Linked DNA regions of Mus musculus: region 2 is linked to region 1. A link is a loop called in an ENCODE intact Hi-C map of the cell type or tissue named here. Cell type or tissue: gastrocnemius. All regions are shown on one strand.

Region 1 (8,000 bases):
GCTTTGCATTGGGACAACAGGAAGGAAGCCCCAGGTATTTCTGGAATTGGCTAGACTTCACCCATTCCTGGTTCAAGGGTACATCTTGTGTAGCCCAAGTTGGCCTTGAACTCACTCTATACTCAAGTTGCCCCTACGCTTCTGGTCTTTTCGCTGCTGCCTTCCAAGTGCTGGGATTGCATGTATATGTACTTCATATACATGCCACACCTTGCTTCGTGGCAGTCCTAAAGATCATATCCAGGGTTTCCTGATGGCTAGATAGGTATTCTATCAAGTGAGCTATACTCTCAGCCCAAGGCTGTAAAGGGTTTTTAACTTATTTGAAAAGCTTTGCTTTTTTTGAGAACAAACTCTGGAGAATTCTCCTTCAAAAGACTATCTAGAGAAATCTCCCTCATGTTCAACCATCCAGGCAATCAAGATATCAAGAGACCTATCACCCACATGTACAAAGATACAAAGAATGGAAGAGTCACAGGATCATCCAGGCATCCACCCTGGTTTTAAGCTGCAAGCAGAGAGAAGAGACGGATCAAGAGAGAAGCTGTGTGGGTTGCAACCAAGACCAGAGGGGTGGGTAGGGTTGTCCAAGTCCTGATGAACGCAAAACACCTCACCCAGGCTCTGGAGCTGCGGCATGTAGTGCTTGCCCTGCTTCATCCTTATTTTCACCCCGTCCTTCTTTTCTCTGCTCCCATCCTTCCTTTGTGAGGCAGCGATGCTTACTCTGTGCCACAGTGCCATGGGAGTGGGGTACTTTATGTTTTATGTAAGCTCACAGCTAAGAGTGTGCCCTGAGTCTCAGAGAAGATCTGGGCTGGAACTTTGAGCAATGTTGGAACTGTTGAGACTATGTGGAAATCTTTTTTCTTTTTCTTTTTCTTTTTTCTTTTTCTTTTCTTTCTTTTGTTGTTTTTTTTTTTTTTTTTTTTTTTTTTTTTTTTTTTTTTTTTTCCGAGACAGGGTTTCTCTGTGTAGCCCTGGCTGTCCTGGAACTCACTCTGTAGACCAGGCTGGCCTTGAACTCAGAAATCCGCCTGCCTCTGCCTCCCAAGTGCTGGGATTAAAGGCGTGTGCCACCACTGCCCAGCCCTATGTGGGAATCTTAAAAAGAGACTAAATACATTTTTTTTTGTCAGATAAAGGGTAAATTTTGGGGAGGGGGCAGAAGGGATAATACTATGGTTTAGGGAGACATGTTTACATGTGAAGCTGACAATGAGTGGACTTGTGGTGGTCAGTTTTGATCGTCAATTTTATTGGATTAAAAAACTACTAGGAAATAAGGAAAGTCGTGAAGGTGTTTCCAGAGGATTCACTAAACAGGGAAGACCTGCTCTGCATATGGGTGCCACCATCCTATACATTGGAGACATAAATGGAATAGAAGGGGTGACAAGGAAGCTCTCTGTATGCTGCTTCTGATTATCGTGAAGTGAGTCTTTGTGCCCTACGATGCTCCTGTGATGAGCTGGAAACTCTGAGGCCAAGGAAGCATGCTCTCTCTCAAGTTGTTTTGCTTAGATTCCTGCTCACATACAACAAACCCTACCCAGGGCTTCTGTTATATATTAACAAATAGCACATGGAACAAAGGGATTTGTGCCAGGTACTCCGGGGGATGTTGTGTGAGGTTGATTTCTTGACTATGACAAAACTGCTCAGATTCTTTAAGTGTGCTGTGGACAGGTTAAATGTCCAGAATTCACAACTTAGTACTAAAAGTCCCTGTGGCCAGATATATTTGGAATTTAAGGCTTTTCCAGATCTTAATATGGTAATAATGAGAATGCACTATTTATTCCATAGTGTTCTGCAGAGCGAGGTAAGGCCCCGTGATCAAACACATTCTTCTACAGCAAATACATGGATATTTATCTGAATACACCGGACAGAAGATATCAACTTTATTCTGCATTATAATTATTTTAATTTTTAGGCCTTTCTGGAGCGTGACACTGGATATGATGGTGAACTTGCACTGGGTGTTTTTCCCTAAACATCTAGAAAGACTAATGGGCCTCTTTTGTTTTATTCTCTTGGGGTACCAGGGATAGAATCCAGGGTCTTATGCATGCTAGACAAGTGATCTACCATGGAGTTATGTCTAGCCCAAATTTCACAGACCTTTGAGTATATCTGCATCTACACAGTCAAACACTACCCTTTGCCCTCTCCTGTGTTGATTAGATGAGGTGAATATCCTGGTGGCTGAAGAAGTAGGGAGAAGCTGAGTACCTAAGATTGTTAAATGGAGCCTGTATATCTGGCTGGGGAGTTATGGCAGGCAGGCACTAGGTGAAAAGGAAGGACATAAATAACAATGTTTTGGAAATAAATATGTTATTGTTGTTTTCTTACAAATGTTTTAAAAATGTAGATTTACTTATTTTATAGGTATGGGTGTTTAGCGCCTATATGTATGTGCAATATGTGTGTGCCTAGTGTTCATGGAATTCAGAAGAGGGTATTAGACTGCCTGAAACTAAAGTTAGAGATGGTTTTGAGTTACCACGTGGATGATGGCAAAGAAACCCAGGTCTTCTGCAGTAACAGCAAGTGCTCTTAGCCACTGGCCCATCTCCTGCCCTTTATGGCTGATTTCCTTTTTGTACTCCTTTAGTTTTTCAGATGCCCTTTAAAAACTACAAACTTGGCTGGGCCAGGGTGGCATGTCCTCTAATACCAGCCCTTGGGAGGTAGAGGGAGTTGGATCTCTGAGTTCCAGGTCATCCACAACTATGTAGTTGAGACCGTATTTAAAAAACAAACAACCAAGAAAAATGCCCCTCTCTTTCTATCTTACTGTTGTTTTCTACTCTAAGAAGTTATTGCTCTTCAGAGGAGACAGGACCAGGGCTGATGCTCATCCTAAGGGCAAGACCTTGGGTTCCTGGGAAGATAACTTCCTGTTGTTTTGGCCCAGAACTGAGGTAGGGTGGGTGGAATGCAGGCTTGAGGCCAGTGTCTCCCTGGAGGATTTCCAAGAAGACTTCCTGATTTAACAAAAACAATACAAACACAGGGAAAACTCTGGAGCCTAAGAGGAGATACCTCTGTGAGAGGAGATACCTCTGTGATGGAGGTTTGTACAGAGAGCAGCCCCAGGTCAGGGTGTCCTCTCTCTGTGTGTCCTGATGCTTAAAGAAAAAATATTGTTATTGTTATTATTTATTAGTTATTTATTTTGGGCTTTTCAAGACAGGGTTTTTCTGTGTACCTGTGGCTGTCCTGGAACTCACTCTGTAGAACTCAGAGATCTACCTTCCTCTGCCTCCCAAGTGCTGCTATTAAAGACATGAGGCACCACCGCCTGTTTTTATTGTTATTGTGTGTGTGTGTGTGTGTGTGTGTATGTGTGTGTGTGTGTATTTGGGGATATGTGCACGTCAATGCGGGAGCCTCTGGAGATGGAGTTACAGCAGGAGGTTGTGAGCTGCTGGGACCTGAAGTAGGGTCCTCTGGAAGAATAGCAAGAACTAGTAATTGCTGAGCCATCTCTCCAGCTCTCAATCTGTTCTTTTAAGCAGCTAAGATGATTTTCCAAGTCTGTCATAATGGATGCCTTTAGTCCCAGCTACTCTGGAGACTGGGGTGAGAGAGTCACTGAGGTCTAAGAGTTTGAGACCAACCTGTACAATATAGGAAGAGTCTTAAGAAGCAAAATCCAACCCAAGCCAACAAAACAGAGTTATTTTCTTACGATGACAGGTAATTTCGAATCCTCTTCTTTCCTCTCCCTCATTGCACAGTTGATATACCGTGTCATAGTGGCCTAGGCCATAAGATATGGTAGTGAAGAATGAGAAATTCATTAGTAGGGCCATTTGACAATTGGCCTTTAAATAGAGGATAATTAGACCATATATGTGTGAGGTCGAGCCTGGATCACAGAGCTCCACTAAGCTGTACTCAGAGGGGTCAACAGAAGATACTACACATCCTAACCCTGGCCCCATTATCAGCACTATATTGTGCTACAATTTTATAATATTTTCATACAACTTATATAAGTTGCCCTACTATGTTATAAAACAACATATGTGGAGAGACACTCAAATATACATGTAACTATGTAGGTGTAGTATGTGTTTGTGTTACAACTTTAATTTGCTAAGTCATAACAATTAAAATATACTACAACTTTAATATTTTTGCATTTATTTATTTATGTGGGGGAGAGGTTGTATAGGTACATGCATAGAGGTTACAGGACAATTCGCAAGACTCAGTTCTCTCTACTGTGTGGATCTCTGGAGATCAATCTCAGGCCATCAGGTATGGTGGAAAGACGATCCCCCAGTCATCTTCGCTCACCTAATTTTAGTAATCTTTTTTGGTACTTAACAAATGTATCCTGAGCCTTAAATATTAAGATATATATGTGTGTGTGTATATATATGTGTGTGTATATATATATATGTGTGTGTGTGTATATATATATATATGTGTGTGTGTGTGTGTGTATGTGATGTGTACTATATACTAAATACTACAATACTATATATTATAAATTACACATTGTATAATATATACTTTATTTAAATTATAGTATAAATTATATTAATATAGATTAATGTAATACAATTAGTCTGGCCTTGTTTTCTTCTCTGATAAGGGTAAGGGGAGCTTCAAGGAGGAGACCAGAGTGTCTGGCCTAGCTGGACACTTGGGTCAAGATCACCTAAAGTTTGGTATGTTCTGCCTGCTGCTGGGCCCTGTTTTTCAGTTTCTCCCAACGCTGGCTTCATCTACGTCACGCTGGCGCCCTCTCCTGGGTGAAATATGACAGTGGATAGGAAAGTGCTCACGCTGCTGGCTGGAAAAGGAGAAACTTCGTGGAATGGCTTTTGGGCACTGTGATGGGACCCTGGGTGGAAAGAGACTTGGAGAAGGGACCTATTTAATTCAAAGCTATGTATGCCACGCTTGGGGTTTAGGAAGTTGTTCTGAGATCGGCAATGAGGGTCCAGACTATTGAGAGAAATGCTTTACTGTTAGAAATTCAAGATTCATTTCTTTCCCTTCTGCTTCCTGACTCCTTCTGATGACTGTGAAGTACCTGGCATCCAGGAGCAGAACAGCCATCCTCCTCCGTGCAGTGAGATGGGTTGTGAATTCTCAGGAGGAGGGGAGGAGGAATTCTTGCTGAGGCCACCTGGCCAAGGCTGAGCTCTCTTGCCTTTTAGTAAATAAACAACATTGTTTGGAGGGTGCAGGGGTCTTAGCCGTTTAGTAAAAGTACGTCTTCACTGCGAATGTGGGGGTTATCTCTGTGGGGTACACAATAGGATTTAGGCCTCCCAGTCCTTCTCCTCAACATATTGGTGAGCAAGTGAGTCCCAGTGAGCTTCTGAGATAAAAATAACACAGGGAGCCCGTGGCTTAGTGCAGCTGCTGTGGCGGGTGCTTTGACCGAAGCTGGTATCAAGTTATTGGGGAAAGAGATAGGTCTTTGAAGGCTGATATCACCAAGGCAGAAGTTTTAGTCATTACAAGCAAAACAGTTTGTACTGGCACAGCTTGCTTTGCCCTTCACCCCAACCTCCTCCAACATTACAATTCCTTTCATTATTGAAAATGGAAGCTCTAAACTGCGCAACAAGCAGTTCTTTTTCTAGTCTAGAGCTTGCAGAGTCCTAAACACGGTTTAGTTTTATACAGTCAAAGAGCACTAGTGTGTGAAGCTCTGGGACCTTAAGGTTACCCAGTTTGGGAATAACGTGGATACCAACTTGCTAGTCTTGTTTGCCTACTCTGCCTCCCTTCCTCCCTCCCTCTCTCCTTCCCTCCCTCCCTTCTTTCATTCCTTCTTCCTTAGTGTTGCTCTGAGCCTGTCAGCAATGGTGGCAGAACTAACCTCTAAGGTCCATGAAACAAATTGCAAAGCTCCTGAAAGCATACCTTCCTCTGCCCATGTGCCTAAATTATCCCTAGAGGATTGATGCCACAAGCCCTTGCTTGGTTTTGGATCCAATAGGAGTGTGGCCACTTTATTGATGGATAAGAAAGAGAAAAGGCAGAGCGGCAATAAATAAATAAACAAACGAACAAACAAATAAATAAATAAGCAAACAAAAGTATCTTTAGGAAGCAGTGTATGTCTAAGAATTAGGTCCGCTTTGACTGATGAACAAAGTGGATTTATTTGAAAAATAAATTCGGACTCATTATCAGATAAGTAGTAGAAAATTGTTCCTGAGGCACTAGGGAACAAACTTAAGACCGAATGAATTCTGGGCAAGCATTCTATCAATATAGGGTGAATTGGTTAATACATGCTATAGATCCTGAATACTGGTGTATGTGTGTGTGTGTGTGTGTGTGTGTGTGTGTGTGTGTGTGTGTGTGTGCAGGTGTGTGAAGGTATGTGAAGGTGTGTGCAGAGGCCACAGTCCAACTTCAGTATCACTCCTCAGCATCACCTCTGAGACAGTCTCCCATTGGAGCCTGAGACTTCCTGACTGAGGTAGACTGGCTACCCAGTGAGTTTCCAGGATCTTCCTGTCTCTGTCTACTCAGCATTGGGATTCCAAATGCTCATCACTAGGCCTGGTCTTTTGTCTAACTGGAGAGCAGGTCCTCCTGCTTGTACAACAGGCATGCCAATGACTGAACTATCTCCCAATATGCAGAAGAGGACTTAAATCAAATATATAGCTTAATTCATTATAGGACAAAACCACACATCTTTAAAAAAAATAAATCTTGGGCTGGAGAGATGGCTCAGCGGTTAAGAACACTGACTGCTTTTCCAGAGGTCCTGAGTTCAAATCCCAGCAACCACATGGTGGCTCACAACCATCTGTAATGAGATCTGGCGCCTTCTTCTGGTGTGTCTGAAGACAGCTACAGTGTACTTATATATAGTAAATAAATAAATCTTAAAAAAAAATCTTTGCAGCATCTCCAAAAATCCCATCAGATATCTGTGCCACACCATGAGCACCACTCCTCCCACGAAGTACCCCTCTCTGGATGGTTTTTGTTTTTGTTTTTGTTTTTGTTTGTTTTTTTGAGACAGGGTTTCTCTGTGTTGCTCTGTCTGTCCAGGAACTTGCTTTGTAGACCAGGATGGTCTTGAACTCACATAGATCACCTACCTCTGATTCCTGAGTCCTGGGACTAAGGTGTGTGCCACCACATACACTTACTCTCTGGAGTTTTGTAACAATCACATGACGTGCATTTGGGATAAGATATTTGCAATATCTTATCTTATTATATTTTCTTAGAATTAATATATTATTATATGCAATATATTATAGTATACCTTGCATTATCTTAGGATTAATATCTTGAATGTTCAACGAATTCCTGCACATTGAAGAAAAGGACCAGAAATCTGATTAAAATTGAGCAACAAATATAGTAGTAAATTAAAATTAGAAATCCAAACGGCTGACAACGGGACGAGAGATGGAGCTCAGTTAACAGAGTGCTTGCCTAGTGTTCGGGAAGCCCTGAGTCTGACTCCCACGCCTCTGTAATCCCAGAATGGGGAAGTCGAGGCAAAAGGATTAGAAAGCCAAGATCATCTTCATCTACCAGTAAACCGAGTCCACCCTAGGGTACAAGAGACTCTACCTCAAGCAGAAAAGAAAGGATTAAAAACTTAAGTGATGAGAGTAGCTGACAAACATGGAAAGATGGACTGAAATGGAGATCTCTGGTTTCTTTAATAACTCAGTTGTGGCGCGTGCATGCCCTCTCACAAGACAGCTTCCTGAAGAACATCACATGCCACAACTGAGTTGTTAAAGAAACCAGAAATTTCCACTTCAATGGATGCTCAATCTTAGAGCACTTTAAGCAATGTAAATTAAGTTATGAGGTCTTACACAATAGAAGAATACATGATTACTGTATGTGAGTCCAAGGGCTTAATTCCCAGCACAAAGCAACGACAATAATAATGAAAACAAGTTATTATCACTTTGTACCGATAGGGTCACAGCAAAGTAAGACGTGACAGGTAATCCACCGAGTGTGGCAAG
Region 2 (8,000 bases), 70 kb before region 1:
TAAAATAGGTTGCCCAAAGGCAACAGCTCCTGGAGAAACAGTCAAGATAAAGGCCAACTGAAAGCCAGTCAACAGGAAGAGTGTGTGAAAAACAAAACGTCACGCAGTGGTGGCACACACTTTCAACCCCAGCATTTGGGAGGCAGAGGCAGGCAGATCTCTGTGTTTCAGGACAGCCTGGTCTACAGAGTTAGAACTAGCTCCAGGACAGCCAGGGCTACACAATGAAAGGCCATAGGGATGATTTCATGGGATGTAAATTGAAACCTTAAAGTCAATGTGACCTTAGCTTCAAAGGCACTGTGTCCAGACTTTACTCAGAGGTCAAATCTATCCACCCACCCACACATCCACACATTCATTCATCCATCCATCCATCATCCACCCACCCACCCATCCACACATCTATCCATCCATCCATCCATCTACACATCCATCCATCCATCCATTCACATCCATCCATCCATTCACATCCATCCATTCATCCATCCACACATCCATCCATCCACCCACACATCCACACATTCATCTATCCATCCATTCATCCATCCATCCATCTATCTATCCATCCATCCATCCATCCATTCACACATCCATCCATCCATCCATTTGACTGAACACTTTGCTCTGCTCTTCTCACTTGGAACATAGGAAGGAAGAATCCAGCAAAATCCCTGCCTTTGTGGAGTTTACATTTCTATAGGAAGGCAATGAACCAAGAAAAGTAATTTCAGACTCACTTCTACTGCTGAGAAAGTAAAATGAACTTATGGCGTTTGGTTCAGGTACCCACATGGTATCTCACAACTGCCTTTAACTCTAGTTCCAAGGAGTTCAGTGTGCTCTGGCCTCCGAGGGCACTGCAAGCACACATTGCACATCACACACACACACACACACACACACACACACAAATAAAAACTATTATTAAAAACTGTCAGTATGGGCTGGAGAGCTAGCTCAGCAGTTAAGAGCACTGGCTGCTCTTTCAGAGGTCCTGAGTTCAATTCCCAGCAACCACATGGTGGCTCACAACTGTCTGTAATGGGATCTGATGCCCCTTCCTGGTGTGTCTGAAGATAGCAACAAATAAGTAATTCTTTTAAAAAAAACCCAAAAAAACTGTCAGTATACTTGAGGGGTAGAAAGGAGACTCTGGTGTAGAGTGGCAAGAGAGAGAGAGAGGTGGGAAAGCACCTACAGGCCCTAGTTAAACTGCACTGCCCTTTTACAACCAACCTCGAGTTCCTTCAGGGTCTAACACTCTGAAGCTCCCAGGGAGCCCACAAGGAAGACTGCTTCCACTCTCACCCACCATGATGAAACCTGCAACTCCAGCACAAGGTGAGAAGATTCCTCCACCAAGGACAGACATAAGTCTCTGCCCGAAGCTGGACATTCTGCTGTTACTTGGTCAACACAAAGGAGAGTGAGTGTTAGATATAGGTACAGGCTAACACTGCAGTGCTTCAGAGTCTCTGAGGGCAATACTCCCGGAGAATGGATGGACAGTGTCCCCTCAAGTCCACTGATAGTTGTCTCCCTGCTTTTGTAAAGCTTTAATCCTAACTGACATAGAAGACAGAAAGGTGGCTCAGAAATAGACTCTCCAAGAAGATGTACTTACCAGAAGCAAGAAGAAAATAACAAATTGGGTATAAGAAAATAGTTGTCACAGCAACCTCTGGGGCTTTGAAAAAATGCCTGTCTTTAGATGGTTCTACCTACACCACGTCCTATGCTTGTCCTTCAGTTCTCTCTTCCAGCACCGCTTTCTCTGAGTAGCAACCAGGGCTCTGACCCTTTGATGGGATCACATTTCTGTAGTGACACCCCCCAAAGCACCAACCATCACTGCTTCAAAGCACTTGTCCCAAGTACAACTTTACAATTGCTTCTATGCCTCTAGGACTCAGGAGGTCAGTATCTGTTTCTGTTTAACTCTAGTACCTGGGGTGTAGCAAGAACTCAATAAATGCCTAGACTATATATAAAAGCTGAGCACTTTGGGGCTTTTAATAGCAAGTAATTTGGATAAACAGAAACACTCGAAGTAGGAAGAAATGGAAGGAGAAGTATGTTAGTTGTTAGAGCCGAAGTAGAGGGAATATTGCCAGTAGAAAGGACAGTGTAGATCGGGTGCTGAAATAAACACCAAGGACTTGAAAATGCTTGGGAAACTGGGTAGTCAGGCTGAACTCAGATCCCCTGTGTATAACTCTACTTAGGTTTTTGTTTTGTTTTGCTTTTGAGTTAGGTCTCACTAAGTTGCCCTGGCTAGCCTTAAACACACTCAGTAGCCCAGGGAATTCTTGAACTAGAGAGCCTTCTGCTGTAGCCTCTTGAGTAGTTAGGACCATAGTCTTGTACTACCAGACCTTAGCTATCATCATCATGGATTGATTAATTTGGATTTAGAGCTTGTTGAATTTGAACGGATACAGGACATTCAAGTGTAAATGTCTGATGGGCACTATGGTAACTCAGGCCTGGGACCTTGGTGCCTCAGGACCTTCCTTAGAGTCCAGAAACTTGGACCCTGCCTTTCTCCCTTGCCTATGAGCCCACAATAGCCAGATAACCCTACTTTAATTCTCATATTTTTATTCATCTCCTTATCATCTATTTTAGTCTCTTATATGTAGTTTTTTCTTTATGGGGCTGGAGAGATGGCTCCGTGGTGGAGAGCACTGGTTGCTCTTCCAGGGGACCTGGGTTTAATTCACAGCATCCTTGTGTTGGCTCTCAGCTGTATGTAACTGAAGATCCAAGGGATCCAGCAGCCTCTTCAGGCATCAGGCACACACACACACACACACACACACACACACACGCACGCACATGCACGCGCATACGCAAACATGGTACACAACTATGCATGCAGGTAAAACACCCATACACATAAAATAACTAATTAATAATAATATATATTAATAATTTATATTAATAATATAAATTAACTAATTAATAAAGTTTCTTTGTGTGTGTGTGTGTGTGTGTGTGTGTGTGTGTGTGTGTGGGTGTTTCGAGACAGGGTTTCTCTGTGTAGCCCTGGCTGTCCTGGAACTCACTCTGTAGACCAGGCTGACCTCGAACTCAGAAATCTGCCTGCCTCTGCCTCCCAAGTGCTGGGATTAAAGGTGTGTGCCAACATGCCTGGCTAATAAAGTTTCTTAATTTAAAATGTTGCTATATGTTTTTAATTCCCTTCCTTTCTCTTCCTTTTCTTTTCTTTCTTTTCCTTTTTTTATTTTTATTTATTTATTTTTTGTTTGTTTATTTTTCTGTTCGTCTGAGACAGGATTTCACTTCAGACTGGACTTGGCTTTGAGGCAGTTCTCTTGTTTAAGCCCTTTAGAGTTAGGATTACAGATGTGAGCCATCATACCCCATCAATTATATTTTCAAGGAAGTATTTGAAATTGTATGTATTGTTAGTATGTGGAGGGCATGTGTGTGCCCATGGTGTGTCCCTGGGGGTCACAAGACAACGTCTGTGGGGTTGCTTCTCTGCTTCACCTTTCACATGGGTCCAGGGACTGAACTCAGATCCTTAGAGTCAAACAGCAAGCACTTTACCCACTGAGCCATCTCGCTGACCCACAGTGGCGGCTTCTTATTTGTTTTTTTGTTTTTTTTTTTTTTTGGACAGTTTTCAATATGGAGTTGTTTTCTGTGTGTATATATTTACTTATTTCTCAAATATTACCCTAGTCTTTATAGCAACTTGAGAAATTGAATTTTATCATCCCCATTTTGAGGGGACCGAAGCAGGAGGGTGTTTGAGACTGGCCTTGGCTACAGAGCAATCACAGGACTGAATCCAGCCTGTGCTACAGAGGTCCTGTCTTGAAAAACCAAAACCAACCAGACAAAAATGAAAACAAACAAAAATCCCACACCCTGAAGCACAGAAAGCACTCTGGGCTTTTCTAAACTCAGCCTTTGAAATAGTTGGCAGCTGATAAGGGGCTCATTTTAGAGTTGTTGAGAGGGTGTTGGTACACACCTGGGATAGATCTTAAACTCATGACCTTCCTTCCTGCTTTAGCTTCTCAAGTGCTAAGAATGCAAAAGTGATCTACTATGTGTGTCTTGTAAGCTTACTCAAAAACTCTTATAGTTCATTTTATTTTGAGGCCAAACGTGGTAGCTCTACTTTTAATCACAGCACTTGGAAGACCAAGGCAGGAGGATTGCTGGGAGTTCCAGACCAACATGAGCTACTTGGCAAGTCACCATCTCAAACAAATAAACAAAAACTGAAAAGAAAAAAAAAAAAAACTTTTTTTTTTTTTTTTTTTTTTTTTTTTAGCTTTCTCACTGTGATCATAGGTTCCTTAAGGGCAAGACTCCCTCACTCCTGATAGCTTTCAACAGAGCACAGTGTACTGTACATGATGCAAGGTTTTGAATAATTGATTTGTTGAATGGATGACCTATTATTCCGATAGGGTCTGCTTATCTTGCTGGTGGTATGATTTGACTGATCTCCCCGCCCCCGCCCCCCATCTAAGAACAGAGAACACAGAGATCCTGCCTCCCTCCACAGTGAGGAAGCGAGGCTCCTTTATGAAAGCGCAGTGACTCTGTTGTCCACTAGGGGACGCTTTATGCCCGATTTTAGAGAGCCAGCAGGCCTGCAGACTTCACACTCAGCTGACCTCCACTTAAGAGGAGTCATTTACAAAGCCACTTTCTCCTAGGTTCCATGACCCAGAGATCCTCTATGGATGTCTCCAGCTTTGATTTCTTCCGCTCAGATTCTTGAATCTGGAATGGGGTACAGAACCAAAGTTGCCAATAGCAGCCAGAGTGTACTGGCAACTTCTAGTCTCCCCTCCGTCAAGCAAAAAAGTACCAAATCTCTATCATGGATCTACCGACACATACACTGTGCCATGCAGTGTGCTAGACTCTGAGACTAGCTTGTGACCAATCCAAACTCTCTCTGCACCCCCCCCCCCCGTCCCCCAACCCCTGTCGCAGCTCACAGGCTCTAACCCGGAACGCATGCAACCCTCTAATTACCACATCGTGAGATAAGCTGCTGACGTGATTTCTATTCCACAGTTGCTTCTCACTGGGTCTCATTTCACTGTGGATTATTTTATGGGACATAAGGCTTTAGAGAAACAAAATAAAATCCAGAGGCAAAGAAAAGTATTTGCCCACAGTTGGAAAAATCAGTGTCGAGTATCTGCAGTTCTGGAGGTAAAAGGATTCCCAGGTCTCCCTGCAGTCGGAGGGATTGTAATGAACATCGGAGATGAGAGGCACCAGGCCGTCTCCGTGTAGCTTCCCTGTTCTCTTTTCTTCAAATGGGTTGGGTGATTTTCTTGGAAAGGAAGGACATTTTCGAGATGTTGGGGTGTAGTCCAGTCTGACTGGTTTCTTTACTTTTTTTCTCTTTATTTTTTATTCATTATTATTTTGTACTGCAGTACTGGTGTTTGAGCCCAGGGCCACATACATGCAAGGCAAGCATCCTACCACAGAGATATGCTCCTAACCTCTGCTCCCTCCGGCCTTTCTTGCTCCTTCTCTCAGATTATCTGTCAACCTATGGAACTCTGAGGCATGCATGCTCTTTCACCCAGAAGCCGGAGGTCAAGGAAATCAGGGCAGAGCTGGGGAGATGAGGTGAACACGAACTCAAAAGCCGATTGCTACAGTTACTGATAAGGACAGATGTCTGGGGGCTGAAAGGTACTTCCTTCCTTCTTTCTTTCCTTCCTTCCTTCCTTCCTCCCTCCCTCCCTCCCTCCCTCCCTCCCTCCCTCCCACCCTTTCTTTTTCCTTCCTTCCTTGCGGAGTCTTCCAAGATGAACCTTCCAAGATGAACTTAACCTGCCGTGGTTTCTCTGAAACGGGTATTCTCAAGGAGGTAAAGGAGGGTAAAAATCTCCCCCTGCTTAGTGGTCACTCTTCTGAGCATGGACAAGGGACTCTGAGGACCACGTGCTCAACATTCCTGAGAAGTACCTCTGAGTCAGAGCTCCAGAAACAGCTGAGGCAGCTTCGGGCTGGAGTCTTGGCTCTCTGTCCTCTCTTTCTGTCCAAAAGCAACTCTCTCACTAGCTATTTGGATGTGACCAGAAGCCCAAGCAAAGACCTGAGGTAGAAGCGTGGCTCAGCCAAAGTCTATAAAATGGATTGGGTCTCTGCATCCCCTCTAGAGTGCAGCTGTATGGTAAAGGCATGCCTGCATCCAGGGACATCTGTAGTGGGAAGTCCAAGGGGTAGGTGGAAACCAACCCAGTGCCCACAGGTCCTAACTCCCAAAGTAGCTATTGTTGGGCTGCCTCTGGGAAGGGGGTCATAATTAAGATTTGGCTTGAGTTAAGACAGCATCATTCCCTGGGAAATCTGCCAGCGTCTCCTCACTGCCTGGGCGTGGGGCCCGGGACATGCCAGGGCAATACCAGAGAGCTGACTCAGAGGGGGAAAGGCATGGAGGGGAACAGAAAAACCCTTCCTATCCATCAGCCACGAGAAGAGGCAAGGCACACTGTGAGAGCCCTGTCCTGCCAGACCAGACCACCGACAAGCTCTTTGTTGGGTCCACTCTTAAGAACAAAGTCTCATGAAACTCCATATTGCTTGAGGTCACCAGCAGACAGCAAGAGCCTGGCCCTATTCTCTAAGTTCCCATTTTCCTGCAAAGATGGCACTGCTCTAGGCCACTCAGTGATTCAGGCCTGTTCGTACCACTTTTAAAAGACTGTAACCTTGGGCAAGTCACTTACTCTGATGAGACTAAGATTCTTCATTTTTCAGATGGATGAACAATAACTGCCTGCCTCATAGGGCTGCAGCAAGGATCCCATGAGATAATGTCTACAAAAGCACCCTGTGTCGTTATAAAGCACATTTCCAATAAGGTATCGTTATTGACATGATTGACCCTGACACAGGGATTGTAGCCTCTGAACCCTGAACCATGGAGTCCTCTTTGATTTTTTTTTTTTTTTTCTTTTTCAAGATGCTCTGAAGCAAGTGTTGAAATCCCAGTTCAGTCCTGGGTTCAGAAGCCTTGGCCAAGGCAGCTTCTTGGTGCTGCCATGCCCAAGGGCCGCTCCGAGCTGCTATCCCCAACTCCAGCTTTGCTAAACTGGTTCTTTCTCTTTAGTCAGACTCCGGCAGCCAGTGTGCCTGCAGTGATGACAAAGGAACCTAAATAGCGCACGCTCTGCAAACACTGCGGGCTTGGGCAGAGTGCGTGGCCTGTTACCCATAGGCCTGCCTGTCACCCATAGGCCTGTCTGGGCACCCCAGGCAGGTGCAGCCCTGCACCCTCAGGGTCTTGTCTGCCTTGCCTTTTGCAGTTCTAGGATGACAATATCTCCTGTCAGCACTATGGGTGGCGAACTGGATGACTACCTAGAAAGCTGTTTGGCTAAAAGCACCACTGAAGGGAGATTACTGTCCCTTCTACCAGCCTGGTCCCCTTGCTCCCTTGGGCCCCCTCTTTGTGCCAAGAGGCCAAGTTAGCCTTGCTAAGAGCATGGGGAGCTGCTGCCGTGGCCTTGTTGGAAGCGCTGGCACGCGTACCAGGAAAGTGTAATTCTGAGGACCCAGCAGCCAGCTGGTCCTGGCATGTCACGGTGGCTACAGAACCAGTTTGGCATGTAGCTATTTGGGTGCCTCCCTGTGGGTCATTGTGCCTGAGATTTCCCAAGGGACTTCGTATGACTTACTTAGGGAGGAATGGTGTCTGCTGTGGCTAGATTGATAGAAAAAAGTCTGCAGCTGGGGCTATAGGAAGGAACCACCATTCTGGTGGCAGATGACTTCACTTTGAGTTCTGCTCTCAGTCCCCTTATTCCAGCAGGCATTTCCAGGCAGCGTGAGTCTTATCCTCAGGACATTCTCACCCAAAAATTACCCCCGGTACACATGGTGCACATGGTACACATGATACATATGGTGCACATGATATACATGGTACACATGATATACATGGTACATATGGTGCACATGGTGCGCATGGTACACAT

The links. Peaks named below come from ENCODE experiments on the same cell type or tissue, not always from the same donor. Only the 100,000 strongest peaks of a DNase experiment are listed, where the experiment ranks them.
Region 2: a loop joins it to region 1, with 11 times the contacts of the local background. A loop is called at or near these places in 35 of 42 quality-filtered maps.

The regions. Positions count from the first base shown.
Region 1 is chr14:20,868,745-20,876,744 of GRCm38, forward strand. No RefSeq gene overlaps it. Among named protein-coding and RNA genes, the nearest start is that of Gm30212, 16 kb to the right of the region's middle. In gastrocnemius, a CTCF peak has its summit at 4,784 (motif pointing left); DNase peaks (open chromatin) are centred at 2,971 and 4,768; H3K4me3 peaks cover 915 bases; H3K27ac peaks cover 4,528 bases.
Region 2 is chr14:20,799,135-20,807,134 of GRCm38, forward strand. No RefSeq gene overlaps it. Among named protein-coding and RNA genes, the nearest start is that of Gm30108, 8.9 kb to the left of the region's middle. In gastrocnemius, a CTCF peak has its summit at 4,610 (motif pointing right); DNase peaks (open chromatin) are centred at 4,603, 6,379 and 7,523; H3K4me3 peaks cover 484 bases; H3K27ac peaks cover 4,663 bases.